Linked DNA regions of Mus musculus: region 2 is linked to region 1. The links are chromatin loops, found by intact Hi-C in ENCODE. Cell type or tissue: left cerebral cortex. All regions are shown on one strand. Each heading gives the region's core, and the rest is flanking DNA. Links, peaks and the distances in the headings are about the cores only.

Evidence for each region. Peaks named below come from ENCODE experiments on the same cell type or tissue, not always from the same donor. Only the 100,000 strongest peaks of a DNase experiment are listed, where the experiment ranks them.
Region 2: it touches region 1 in a loop (5-fold over the local background); 2 of 42 quality-filtered maps call a loop at or near these places.

The regions. Positions count from the first base shown.
Region 1 is chr10:67,357,703-67,364,462 of GRCm38, forward strand. The region is part of intron 2 of Gm46230 (a long non-coding RNA gene); the gene reads left to right. Among named protein-coding and RNA genes, the nearest start is that of Gm46230, 11 kb to the left of the region's middle. In left cerebral cortex, for the core only: no CTCF peak of the experiment used is centred there; DNase peaks (open chromatin) are centred at 2,878 and 3,306; H3K27ac peaks cover 259 bases.
Region 2 is chr10:67,483,809-67,490,568 of GRCm38, forward strand. No RefSeq gene overlaps it. Among named protein-coding and RNA genes, the nearest start is that of Gm51825, 4.6 kb to the left of the region's middle. In left cerebral cortex, for the core only: no CTCF peak of the experiment used is centred there; a DNase peak (open chromatin) is centred at 3,879.

The DNA.
Region 1 (6,760 bases), core at 1,659-4,158:
CTCAAATCTTCTCAGCTACCATGTTCTTAAGAGTTTGGTGCAGAAAAGGACAACAGAGACCAAAGGAATGACTAGGAATTGAGCCCCCTGATTCTCCACTGCACGTGGCTAGCCTCTTCTCGGGCTCGTATGAGTAGGCTCGTTCTCAAAGTCCTTTCTCGGGAGTCCCTGTGTATGCTAGACAGGCCTAAACTAGAGGCATTTTCAAAACTCTTACCTGGAGGGGTGGGAGGAAAACAAAAAACAAAAAAAATGGTAGCAGTGCCTTGCATGGGAGCCCTGCCCCTAGCTACAAATTACTCCTTTCAAACCCTGCATTAGGCGGGTGCCTGCTTGCTGAAGGAACTCTTGAGTTTTTATTCTCCTGCATGTATATGTTCTTTATGTCCATAAAGTCAGGTTTTGTTTTGTGACTGTAAATTGGAGCCAGGGGAGTTTCTTTTTCTCTCTACGACTGCAACCACAGAGAGGCTTTCTCCACAACCTGGTACTTTCTGCCCCTCTGTGTGTGTGGGCAGAGAGTGTGGGGAGAGAGCCGAGCTTGATGGAGCTCTTCACCTGGTCGGAACAAGAGCTCTGGGTTTTGTCCTCAGCTTTAATCATGACGGGGTGTGAGTTAAAAGCAGGATTCGTAGAGGGGCTATTTTCCTTTTAACTCTGTTTTGAGTTACAGAATGCCAGGGTTTTTGTTTTTTGTTGTTGTTGTTGTTGTTTTTTAACACTTAGGTTATCGCTGAAACAATTCTGCAGACTTCTGGAATATGATAGAATGTACTGGATGGCTTTCTGTTCTCTTTGAATGTACCTCTCCACATTGGCTAATTACAGAAGCCAATTAAATATTTTCTTCATCAAACCAGGGTGGATCGGAAAGGACTTTCTGGTTTACATATTCATTTAACCAACATTCTTGAAAGGTCTCTCTCTCTCTCTCTCTCTTTCTCTCTCTCTCTCTCTCTCTCTCTCTCTCTCTCTCTCTCTCTCTCTCTCTCTCTCTGTGTGTGTGTGTGTGTGTGTGTGTGTGTCTTATGTGGGTTTACCATACCACAGGATGCAAGCGGAGACTAGAGAGAAACCTAACCTTTAGGAATCAGTTCTCTCCCACCATGAGAGGCATGGGAACCAAGGTCAGACTGTCTGGCTTGCTGCTTGGTGCCTTTACAATGGCTGAGGGTACAGAGTCATCTCATCGTCTGTTTAATCTACAGTTTGGAGCTTCTGCTATATGCTTGTGCTTGGAGAGAAGGCTCCAAAGAGAGATGGCATTAGCTCCTTGCTCCCAAGTGGCCCAACGTTATAAGAGGGAGACAAAGCAGACAGAGACAACCTAATAAGAGGTGACCCTTGGCTGCATCTTGATGGAAATGAGCTAACAACAGGACGCAGGAGATGGTGTGTGTGTGTGTGTGTGTGTGAGAGAGAGAGAGAGAGAGAGAGAGAGAGAGAGAGAGAGAGAGAGGGAGAGAGAGAGAGAGAGAGAGAGAGAGAGAGAGAGAGAGAGACACGGTGTGGTACATGTGTATGTTTGCATATGGAGGTCAGAGGTCAAACCCATGCATTGTTTCTCAGGTGAAGTCTACCTTGGTTTTTGAACCAGGGTCTCTCTCTGGCCTGGAGCTTGCCTATTGTGCTAGGCCAGTGAGCCTCAGGGATCCTTCTGTCTCTGTCTCCACTCTGCCCGTCCCCCATCCCACCTCGTGTTGGGAACACAGTCACACATCACCACAGTTAGATGTCTCTGCATGGGTTCTAGAGATGAATTTCAAGCCTTCATGTTTTCAAGGCAAGCACTTTACTTTTTTTTTTTAAGATTTATTTTATTTATTTTATGTATATGAGTACATTGTAGCTGTCTTCAGACACACCAGAAGAAGGAATCGGATCCCATTACAGATGGTTGTGAGCCACCATGTGGTGGCTGGGAATTGAACTCAGGACCTCTTGGGTCATCTCACCAGTCCGGCAAGCACTTTACTGACTGAGCCATCTGTGCGATAGTCCTTAATAAACTTGGCTTCAAAAAAAGTTTTAGGTTCATGGTAATACTAGGTAAAGGGATTTCCCATATATCCTCCCCACAGCCTCCCCATTATCCACGCTCCCCACCACAGTGATAGTATTTATTACCATTGATGAGTCCACACAGACAACACGCCTCCCCCAGCCCCCTATCAGCTGGTGTCTTGCTCTTGCATGTTCAGAGGATTGAAGCAGTGTTCAGAGCCATAAGTCCAACATTGGAATATCACACAGAGTAGTTCAACTGCCCTAGAAGCTTCTGTAGCTACAGGTCATCCTTCCTCCCCTCTGAACTCTGACCTCTGACAGACCTCTTTCCTTCTCTGCAGCTCTGCCCGGTCCAGCATGTCATGTAACTGGGTCCATATGCCTTGTAGGCTTTTCAGATTGGCTTCTTTCCCTTCCGTATCTTTTCATTCTTTGGTAGCTCTTGTTCTGGGGTGGTGGTGGGGAGGCAGGGTCCCAGTCTGGCCTCAAACTCGGGCTGTGTCTGCCTCAGTCCCTCTAGGGCTTCCATGACAGATGTGTTCTGTCAACCCCAGCCTGATAACTCTTCACTTTCAGAACGTGTGGTAACATTCCTGTGCAGATGGGCTATAGCTAATTATCTATTCATCCAGGGCAGAACATCTCAGATACTTCCGAGTTTTGATGAACATCGGTTCTTTAAGCAGGTAAGGAGGACACAGAGAAATGGCATCAAAGTCTGTTTGAAGATTGATATTTAATGTGTAGGATGTGTATGTGGAGAGAGGCTGTAATAGAGAAGGCTAATTTTATTTAGGGAATCATTCCAAAACCACAGTGTGGATCCCATGTGAGAGGCACTTCTACTGTTACTATTGTGCTTGGAAACAGACATAAAGAAAAGCTGATTTATACACTCTCTTTCTCGCGCGCGCGCGCACGCACACACACACACACAAACACACATGGTGAGCTGATGAGATGGCTCAGGGGGAAGCTTGCTGCTAAGCCCAGTGACCTGAGTTTGGTCCCTAGGACCCACGTGGTGGAAGGAGACAACGACTCTGACCTCTGCATGCATACCGTGGTATAAACTCAAGCGTGCACACATGTACGGCCACACACATGCCATACATGTAAAACACAAGACGTTCTGTTGGGATGAATTTAAGTCATGAAGGTTTCTCTGAGAGTCTGGTGGAGAGAACCCCAGGCTGTGGGCTTGAGTGCTGTTTGCTCCTCGTGACTCAGAGAGAACCATGTGGCTTGTGCCTTTCTGAGGAGCCTCGCTGAATGTCTTGGAAGGAAGCCCAACATCGGAGGTGGTGGTAATGGCGGTGATGTGGCAAACTGTCCAATTTGTCTGAACACGGGGAGCCACCCTCAACTTCTAAATAAACTCAGAGTGAGTCACGCCAAGAACAGAGTCCACAGCCTCATTACAGGAGAACAATTGCTGCCCCTATTCAGTGCTGCTTATACTCACTGGGCTTTGCAGATGGAACAATACTGTCGGTGTGCCTGTGACTGGTCAGGGCAATATGTCACATAAAGATTCTAATGGCATCCCTGACACTCCATCTTTGACAGAATTTATTTCATCTGTTGAAGTAATACACTCTGGTGCTGAAGAGACAGATCAGCAAATAAAGCCCGTGCCGTACAAGCGAGAATTGGGAGTTTGGGTCCCCAGAACCCACATAGATGCTGGGTGGATGTGGCGGCCTGCTTGTAATTCCAGTACTCAGAAGATGGAGAGAGGGCACCTCAGGCCCAGAGCAAGCTGGCTGGCTAGAGTAACCATGTTGGTGAGCTCTGGGGAAGCCTGACTCAGTGAACAGGGTGAAGGGTTGAATGAGATCCAGGGAGGCTTTCAACATTAGGCTTAGGGCTCTCTCTGTCTCTCTCTCCTTCTTTCTTCTTTCTCTCTCATACACACAAACACACATAAACACACATATAGCAGCAACACACACACACACAGACAAGTGTGTGTGTGTGTTTGTGTGTGTGCCTGCCTACCCACTCATGTGCAAACATGCATACATGCACACACGCCATACACACATACGTGTAGAGTAACACAATTGTGGGCCCCATGAAATTGTCCCTTGAATGCGCCAAAATTGTTGATATCTCTGTCAGGACCGGTGTCCCTGAGGATGTCAGGGTTGACAGCCTGAAGAGCTTTTATTCCGCTCACTTTAATTCTCCCCTTCCTCTCTAGCCCCTTACTCAATACATAAGCTCCGTGGTTATGCAGATTGTAGAACGCCTACCTAAGGCTTAACGCCTAAAATCCCCATTTAAAAGAGAACATAGGATATCTGTTGACTTGTAGGGTCTGGATTACCTCAGTCAGGATGATTATTTTTTTATAGCTCCATTCATCCATTTACCCATAATTTTCATAATTCTTTTAACAGCCAAATAATGTTTCGTTTTCCATTTTTATTATTCATCCATTTGCCTAACCAGTCGACGGGCATCAAGGCTGTTCTCAGTGTCTGGCTATGGTGCATAGAGCAGCAGTGAACATGGCTGAGCAAGCATCTTCTCTGCAGTGGGATGAAGCATCCTTTGGGTAGATGATGCCCAAGCGTGGTCTAGCTGGATCTTGAGGTAGAGCTATTCCCATCCTTGCCTAGAACCAGAGCGCACTGCTTTCCATAGTGGCTGTACAAGTTTGCATTCCCACAGCAACGGAGGAGTGTTCCCCTTACCCCACATCCCTGACAGTATGAGCTGTCATTTGTTTTATTGATCTTGGCCAAGGTGACTGGTAGACGATGTAATCTCAAAGTAGTTTTTCTTTTTTTGATTTGCAGTTTGCAAGAGCATGTCGAAAGTATAAGGGAGTCTTAGGAGGGAGGTAGCTATTGTTAATCTGGGGCCAGCCCCACTTTTTTTTTTTTTTAAACAGGCTCAACAGCTCAACAGTGTGGGGATCTCTTTTACCATAGTGAACTATGAGAATTCTGACCATAGCCATGTCTTTGGAAAACAGATATTCACATATCTGGGAGAAATCCAAAGTTAAGTCATCCTGCAGGGGCAAAGAGCCTGTTGGTGGCAGTGCTACGTACAACAGAGAGAACAACACTCCATTCACCTCGTTAGTAAACAAAGTAGAGATAAATATTTACCATGAGAAAAATGTTTCACCGCCAAAGGTTCGAGGAAGCAATGCTGGTGATTAACTTTCTAGTTACGGAAGTTGACTGAGGAAGATGGGCAGGTACCCGAGACAGATTGCGTACAACAGTAGCCAGCAACTGATCCATGTACAGGGCTCTGTGAACTGAGTTCCCCTACGCAAACACTCAGCGAGGTCAGAATTTGAGGTGAGGGCTAGGAAAATAAACTCATTCATTTCTCCAAATCCTTCTTAATATTGACGCAACAGTCTGTCAGTTACTTTGTATTAAATGTTTTATTTAATATTCATACATGCATATAGTATATTTGGATCCAATTCACCCCCATCCTCTCCCCTTAAATTCCTCATTTTCCTCTCTCAACCTCATCTCTTGTTTTTTTGTATTTTTGGTTTTTGTTTGTTTTTTTTGTTTTTGTTTTGTTCCTTTTTTTTTTGAGATAGGGTCTCACTATGTATCTCTCTGTCTCTGTCTCTCACTAATTTAATACTTAGAGTCCATTTAGTGTGGATGGCTGTGAGACCATCTATCAGCGGTTCTCAACTTTCCAAATGCTGTGACCCACTAATACCATTCCTCATGTTGTGGTGACACCCTCCAACCCTAAACTTATTTTTGTTGCTACTTTGTAACTGTAATTTTGCTACAGTTAGGAGTCATGTAAATATCTGACACGTGACCCCTGTAAAAGCATCATTCAACAACCCAAAAGGGTCATAACCCATAGGTTGGGAACCGTTACATAAGAACATGGCTAGTTTCTCAGGGCCCATATCCCCCAAAAAATCTCATTCACCATCTCCCAGGAGCGGTCGACTGCAAATGGCTCCTCAGTTAGGGGTGGGACTTGATGAGTACCTCTGCCACCCATGCTGCCTCAGTGTTCTGCAAGTCTTATGCATTGAGTCAAAGCCACCATGAGTTCATGTGTGCAGAGGCTTCGCCATCTCCAACCAATACTGCTTTACTATAGATGCCCCCTCCTGGTTCTTGCAATCTTTTGGCCTCCTCTTCCAAGATAACCCCCTGAGCCTTAAGGCGGTGGTGGTGATGGAGACTTCCCATTTAGAGCTGAGCTCTCCACTCTATTATTCTCTGCATGTTGACCAGTTGTTGGTCCCTGTTTTAATTATTATCCATTTCATAAAGAAGCATCTCTGATGAGGGCTGAGAGATTCAATAATCAATGGGTATAAAGATAATAACGTGGGGGCAGTTTATTACTTGGTCCATTTAGCAGAATAATAGTGCCAGGTTTTCCCCTAAGGCCTATGACCTAGCCAGCCATGAGATGAATTACTTTTAAATCAAGGTCTCATGGCATTCTTATAAGAAGGATGCCCATAAAAGTGTGTATTTTGTACCAATCTTTAAAATAAATTCTTCCCTTGATGTGAATACTAAAGTTGATCTGAGATCATGAAAGAGAAAAGAAGAGAAAGGGAACATTTTCCTTAGTGTTATCAAAAGTACCATTAGAGGCTGGGGAGGTAGCTCCGTGCTTGTTGTGCATACATGGGGACCTGAGTTCAAGTCCACAGCACCCGAGTACAAAAGGCACCATGCAAAGACTCCAGCATTGTGGGGGAGAAAGAATCACTTAGGTATGGTGGCTC
Region 2 (6,760 bases), core at 2,640-5,139, 130 kb after region 1:
CACCTAGGATGGAATCTTCTGACCTAGGCGAAGTTTATTGTCCTGCCACATCTGCAGCTTCCTGCAGAGCAGATGAGCTTGTTTTCCTGACAAAGATTCTGGCAAAGTGGAGGCTGGGTTTCCCCCCTTTAAATTCAGACTTAAGAATTCAACCATTGGACCTTGATCAGAAACTTTATCTTTGTCTCATTCCTTTCTCATTCGTCCTTCCCATCCATTCCCAGCTCTTCTTCCAGGTAAATTCGGTTATACATGATCACTGGACAGCTACATGGAGGGGAGCCATGAAGGCTGAGGCGTCTGTCTCTGTTAGAAGTCAGAGCCACAGCACGGAAGGGCAGCCCATGGGATGGAGCCAACACTATCCACTGTAGTATCATCCTAACCATGGTCACATATCACAGCAACCACTGCAAGAGGTGGGGAAACCCACAGAAGGAAGGGAAAACCCATCTTTTTTTACAGGTTATTGTCTGCCCCATCTCCAAGGGTGCCTTCCTCTTTATTGGCTGCTCAAGCAGAGGATAAAATGGGTGGCTTTTCAAGACAGAGCGGCTTAGCATTTAACTTTTTTTTTGTCCATTTATTTATTTATTCACTTTACATCCCAGCCCTCCTCTCCTCCCAGTACCCCCCAAAGCACCCTCTTCTGTCCCTCCTCTTCTCCTCTAAGAAGAGGGAGCCCCCTCATCCAGGGTGTCACCCCACCCTGACACATCAAGTCACTGCAAGACTAGGCATACCCTCTCTCACTTCCTGTTTCCAGAAGGCTAGACTTGGAAACCAAGGTACTGCCCAAGCTGTGCTCAACCTAAAATATGTAGGGCAGATTCCTTCTTCAATGGCCAACTTTGTCAACTTGTCAGAATTTAGATTCACCTTGGACATACCCATCTGGGGTGCCTGTGGCAATGTTGCTAGAGAGTTTTCACTGAAGAGAGAAATCCCAGTCCCAGGTCTCCAACTGTGAAAGGGAAAGAAAGCAAGCTGAATGCTAGCATTCCTGTCTCCTGAGCTGGTGTGACTTAACCAGCTACCACACACTCCTGCTGTTCCTTTCCCAGCATGACAGACTGTGTCTCTTAAAACTGTGAGCCAACATAAGCTTGCCCTTCCTCCCTTCAGTTGCTTAGCCAGATATTTTGTTACAGCAATGGGAACAGCACTATACCTCCCTTGCCTGTTCCTCACTTCTTGAAGTTGTCAGCAATCTTCAGCACTCTTTGGCTTATACTGCTGTTTCCATCATAGGATATTCTTGCCTTCTCCCAGGTGTCTGATCAACGTCTCTTTTCCTCTTCCAACAAGAGCACCAGTCACTCTGCTCTGAACTCTACCAACTGTAAGCAACGGCTCTAATTTTGATCATTACATTACAATTGTTACATTCCTTGGTATTACAGAACCTCAGCCAGAGGCCACAAGAGGCTTCTAGTTCATAATGTTTGGGGGCTGTAGAGTTACAACCAGAGGCTATTCTTCAGTCAGTATTTGGTACTTACCCATAGGCTATGACGCTTCTCTGAGGATTTGGCAGACATGGAAGTCTCACTAGTTGCAGCAAGGAGGGCTGAGTGGTAAGAGCTCTGGAGCTCTGCAATTGCCTCAGAATGGGGGACAATAGCTCTGTCATCATTCATAGTGCCATTGTTTAGTTTCTGCTCTGCAAGACTGTAATAATAGTGGGGTGGGTAAGAGTTTAAAGAGGCAGTTTAGCTGGGTATGGAAGTAATAGAAATAGGAGGTGATCCTTGGCTACATAGTGATTTCCTGTATCAAACAAGCAACAAAAAATGTTGAGCTCTGAACTGAGATATATACTTGCCCCTCTGCCTCCATACTGTTGGAGTTACAAGCAGGTATACCATAGACAGTTTTTACATACTGAATGTTGGGTACTCGTGCTTTGGTGACAAGTGCTTTGCTAACTGAGTCATTTCTCTACCTCCTGTTCATAGGTTTCCAGTCTTAAACTTATGGATGGTTCTATTTTCTTTTTCTTTCTCCCTCTCTCTCCTTCCTCCCCACCCCCTTGAACCCCATCCTAGCTCAGGATGGCCTTGAATTTGCTAAGCACCTGCGGATAACCTTGAACTTCCGATCCTCCTGCCTCCCCCTCCTGAGTGCTGGGATTACAGATGTGACTCACCTAGCCTGGTTTTATGAAGTGTTGGAATTTGTTTCAGATTACCTTAATAGTATTGACACTAGCCTGATGGGTTATAGGTCAAGTACCCAAGGTTAGGGTTAACACACAACCTATAAAGTACATCAGTGTGAGCCAAAAGGTTGTAAACCATACTTCTCGCTGATTGTGAGTTGTAGCCCAAGGGTACCACTTATTGTCTAGCTCCCGTGCACCATACATTGCTGCAAAGACTGTGTGCATTTTAATTCATTTGCTCTTCATAACAGTTCACCGAGTTGGATTCAGTTACTGCCCTCACATTACAGAGGAGGAAACTGATACACAAAGAGGTTACAAGATGTGCTAGTGGAGTTGAAACTGTAACTTTGACACATTGGTTTCCAAGCATGTTGGGTATTCCATTCTTTAAACCGAAACTCAGTGAGTCTTTCAGGTCTGGACCCATTTACCTGTCTGTAATGGGGCTGGCTCTCCAAGGCTAGCCATCCTTTTCAGATCCAAGTCTACACACTGTTCCCAAATTAAACCTGGAGGGATCCTTCGGTTCCTTTCTCCCAAGCATCCCAGTTCTGCCCTCGTGAGAAAAGTGTATAGGGTTTACATGGACTTGGAAGTCATCCAGAAGAACAAGGGTCAGGCCAGAGTCACTCTCAATGAGTGAATGCAGATGAGCTTGGCAGGGCGGGATCACTGGGATCCGGGTTGATGAATGAATTACTGAACAGGCCTCGGAGACATCTGTAAGTGTCTTCTAAGGGTCTGCTATTATGTGAGTTGTAGACTGGTTAAGATGTGGAGATTAGTTTTTCTCAAAGAAGCAGGAAGCTGATACCTATCATAACGTTTCCGTGGAAGCATCTATCGGGATGGAGTAGAGATCTACCAGACATGTAGCTGTGGGGAATGCTTAGTATAGGAGCTGGTTCCCAGACTCCAGGCTTCTCAACCAGCCTCCTCCACTGTAGAGTCCACAAGTCACTGCTGCAGAGGAGGCTGGAATTAGAAAGTAGAGCCGTGTTATGCTGGATGGAAGCTAGGGATTTTGATGGACTGTTCTGTTGGGGGTCTGAGATGGTAGAGCATTGGCAACAGCGAAAGCAAAGAAGGAAAATGGCCTTTAATGACACTGTATGGCAAGTCCAGCCTACACACTTTGGCACGAATTTTTATTATATTTATCTATTTGTGTATGTGCGCATGTGTGTAGGTGAGTGCATACCATTGCAAGTGTGAAGGTCAGAGGACAACTTACAGTTGTTGCTCTTCTGCTTCCTGGATATAATGTAGGTACCAGAAGCCACTCAGGTTGTCAGGGTTGGCAGCAAGCACCTTTATCCACTGAGCCATCCTAAGTGTCTGGGGCTGGATCTTGAAAACCCTTAAAGACCGTAGGCTTAATCTCCTAAGTTGTGGAATCTGATGATGATGCCAAAACCAGGTTGTGTGACATGACCAAATCCTTAGTTTGGGACAGATAGGAGGAGAAAAACTAGGGAAAGTGATTAGTAGGTGCCAAGGATAGCCTGGATGAGACATGATAGCCTGGCTAGCCAAGCAGGACTATGGTCTGCCCTCCACACAAGAACCTGGTATACCTGCTACAGAGAACTAAAGAGATGAAGCACTTCCATGACTTCCTTTCCCATGAGGTGGCTGCACACAGTCAATGATTGACAGATCTGGGCAGGATGAGTCATGACGTAGTCAGCAACACTCTGTGCCAGCCCTATGCCAACTGTTTTACATAAACTTCTCTGTAAACCTCACAACAGCACGGTGAGACAGCTGGTGTATTTTACAGATGAGGAAAAGAGAGTCGCAAAGAAATGAAGCACCTCACCTTCAGATCGGAAGTTCATGGCACAGTGGAACTGCAGATGTGGCGATCTGATACGAGAGTTCACGCTCTCTGCCAGGAAGCTGTACTATTTTGCCAGAGTGAGGTGCTTCCTTGAGAACCAATCTTCTTATTCATGCATGCACAGAGTTTTGCATCCTTACTATAATCATCAAGTTTCATGCCCTACTCTTCCTAAAATGTTTTGCTATGCCATATGGCATCTTCCTGTGGAATGGGGAATTACTTTTGTCACGCTGGAAACGGGTGGTAGGTTTCTTCAAGCCCTAATAGGCCTCCCTTCCGATATCTTCATTTCCAGGGTCAGCCCCAGATCTGGGAATTTTCCCTTGGAAATGACATTAGTCTACTGTGTTCACTGAATGCCCTCATTGGTCCCTGGAGGTCTTGTGACTTGTAAGGAAGACTGTAGCAAATATTTTGAGGCATGGAGTATTTGCTAGGCCTAGGGTTATTTGCATGGATGGAATCTCTGGAGGCAGACTTACCACTGGATGGAAGTCATGCTGCAGTTCTTAATTTCTTTCGCCAAATTGTGCAAAATTTGGAAAAAAAAATATTTGCCGTTCATGGTCACACACTGCCACATTCAAAGAATGAAATTATCAGTTTCAGTGCAGCCTGGCTCTTAGTGGGCATTGCTGTCTTATTAATTGTTCTTATTAATTGCTCTTATTTCAAAAAGTTAGAACAACACATGCTACTCAATTTAGATCTACATTTGCTAGGTGGTGTCTTTTCCTGTATCCTTACTGAATAAATGTATTAGCATTTTCAGTTTGTGACTATCTGCTTGCTCACTTCATCTGCCTTTCCACAGAGCTCTATGAGTCATTTCCTAGGTTGACTACCCAGATATGGGGCAGACACAGGGCATGGGTGCACAAGGAAGGGAGGCAAATTAGGGATTGAGGAAATCTACCTCCAGTTAACCAACATGACCAAAATACATTCCCCATGTACAGCCCACCTTAGTGTGATATTCTGGATGGCGATAAAATCATCTCCCCTTTTCTCAGATAATAATGAGTCCTCCATTAAGTAGATAGTTAATACACAGAAGCATTTAGGCATCAGGATAGATATTCTACTTTAGGAAGACACTACGGGTAAGAGAACAGGGAACCACCCCTCTCCCCAGAAGACCTACATTATAGAATCCATGTACTTCCCTGGCAGTTTCGAGAATAAAGTATAATCACTATTCCGAGAGGAACCTGGGGCCTGGATGAGCACCGGTTTTTTTTTTTTTAACTAGGAAAGTCATAAGCTACTTCCATATCTGTGATCTTAGAGACATTATTGCAAAGGACAGCCTCAAAGGAAAGCAGCAAGCATACCTGTGTAGCGACCGAATACTCACCTAGAACACAAAGCACAAAGGTGTCAGGGAGATGTCAAGTTTAGGAAACATAACTTTATGTAACTATTATCAATGCCAAGGTCTTGTGTATATCTGCTACAGGCTAAATACTTTAGTACCAAGGTCACAGATAGAGTGTATACATCTACCTCTAAGACAGTGGATTCTCAACCTGTGGGTCGTGATCCCTTTGGGAGTTCCTGGACCCTTTCCCAGGGATTGTCTAAGACTATCAGAAATATCAGCTATTGACGTTCTGATTTCACAACAGTAGAAACATCTCAGTTATGAAGTAGCAATAGAATTAATTTTATGGTTGAGGGGGGTCACCACAGCATGGGGAGCTATATTAAACGGTCGCAGCATTGGGAAGGTTGAGAACCACTTAAGAGCTCCCAGGGGGAAAAGGCCAATGAACAGGTGGGAAGTGGGCATCTAGGTCGATGGGAAACGTGTGTGCAGACCAGCCAGAAGATCTCAGAATGGTAAGAACGATGCCTCTCACAAACGCCATGGCAGCATAGTGAACATCTTCCTGTTTACATCTGTTCCCAGTATCCCTGCAAGATGAAACGGAGTCCCTTCCTCCTTCCCTCTTGTTCCCTCCCTCCCTTTTCCTTCTCCCTCCCTCTGTCTCTGCCTCCCTCCCCGTTCTTAACGCTCCCGTCCCATGTTTTACAAATTGCTTGCCCACAACTCCGAAGAAGTTATCCAGGTGTGTGCCACAGGGCATCGGGAAGATAAAGAATGTGCATGTGCCCGGGACAACAGCCTTAACTGGTAAATCAAGTCTGTTCTTCTCACCCCAATGATTTCCTCTTTAAAATTCATCTTAGAGGAAGTTGGGCAACTGTTTATTTTCCATTCTGGCTAGGGTTACTCTGGCTCTCTCAACTCTGAGTAAGAACTTGAGAACAGTCAGGCCTTCTGACCATGAGGAGGGGAGGGGCGAGAGTCCTGGATGGCAGGTCACCAGCTACAATCAACATAGGGGCCCTGGAAGAATGACAGTGACTGTCACAGAACCAGGTTGATATATTGCCATCAACATCCTTGAAGAGGCTATTGAAAAGATGTCACCCATAGGGCTCTGGGGATAAAACAGAGGCACAACTGCCTCTTGCCTTGAGGACCATGGATGTGAGAACATTGGCTCTAATCAAGGGGAAATCCAGCCAAATTACCAGAGAGATATAGAGGAGGGGCCATTTCTGATGTAGGGCACATAGGAAAAGGAGGGGTTTAGCTCTCTCAGTCTAGTGCCTGTTCAGATCAATGGTTCAACCAGCACATCAGACTGGAGGTCCCTTTGTGGGATTTCAGTAGTCTTATGTATATGTTGGGGGGGAAGGCAAATGAGGGGTGCAGAAGAATGAGGGTATACATGCTT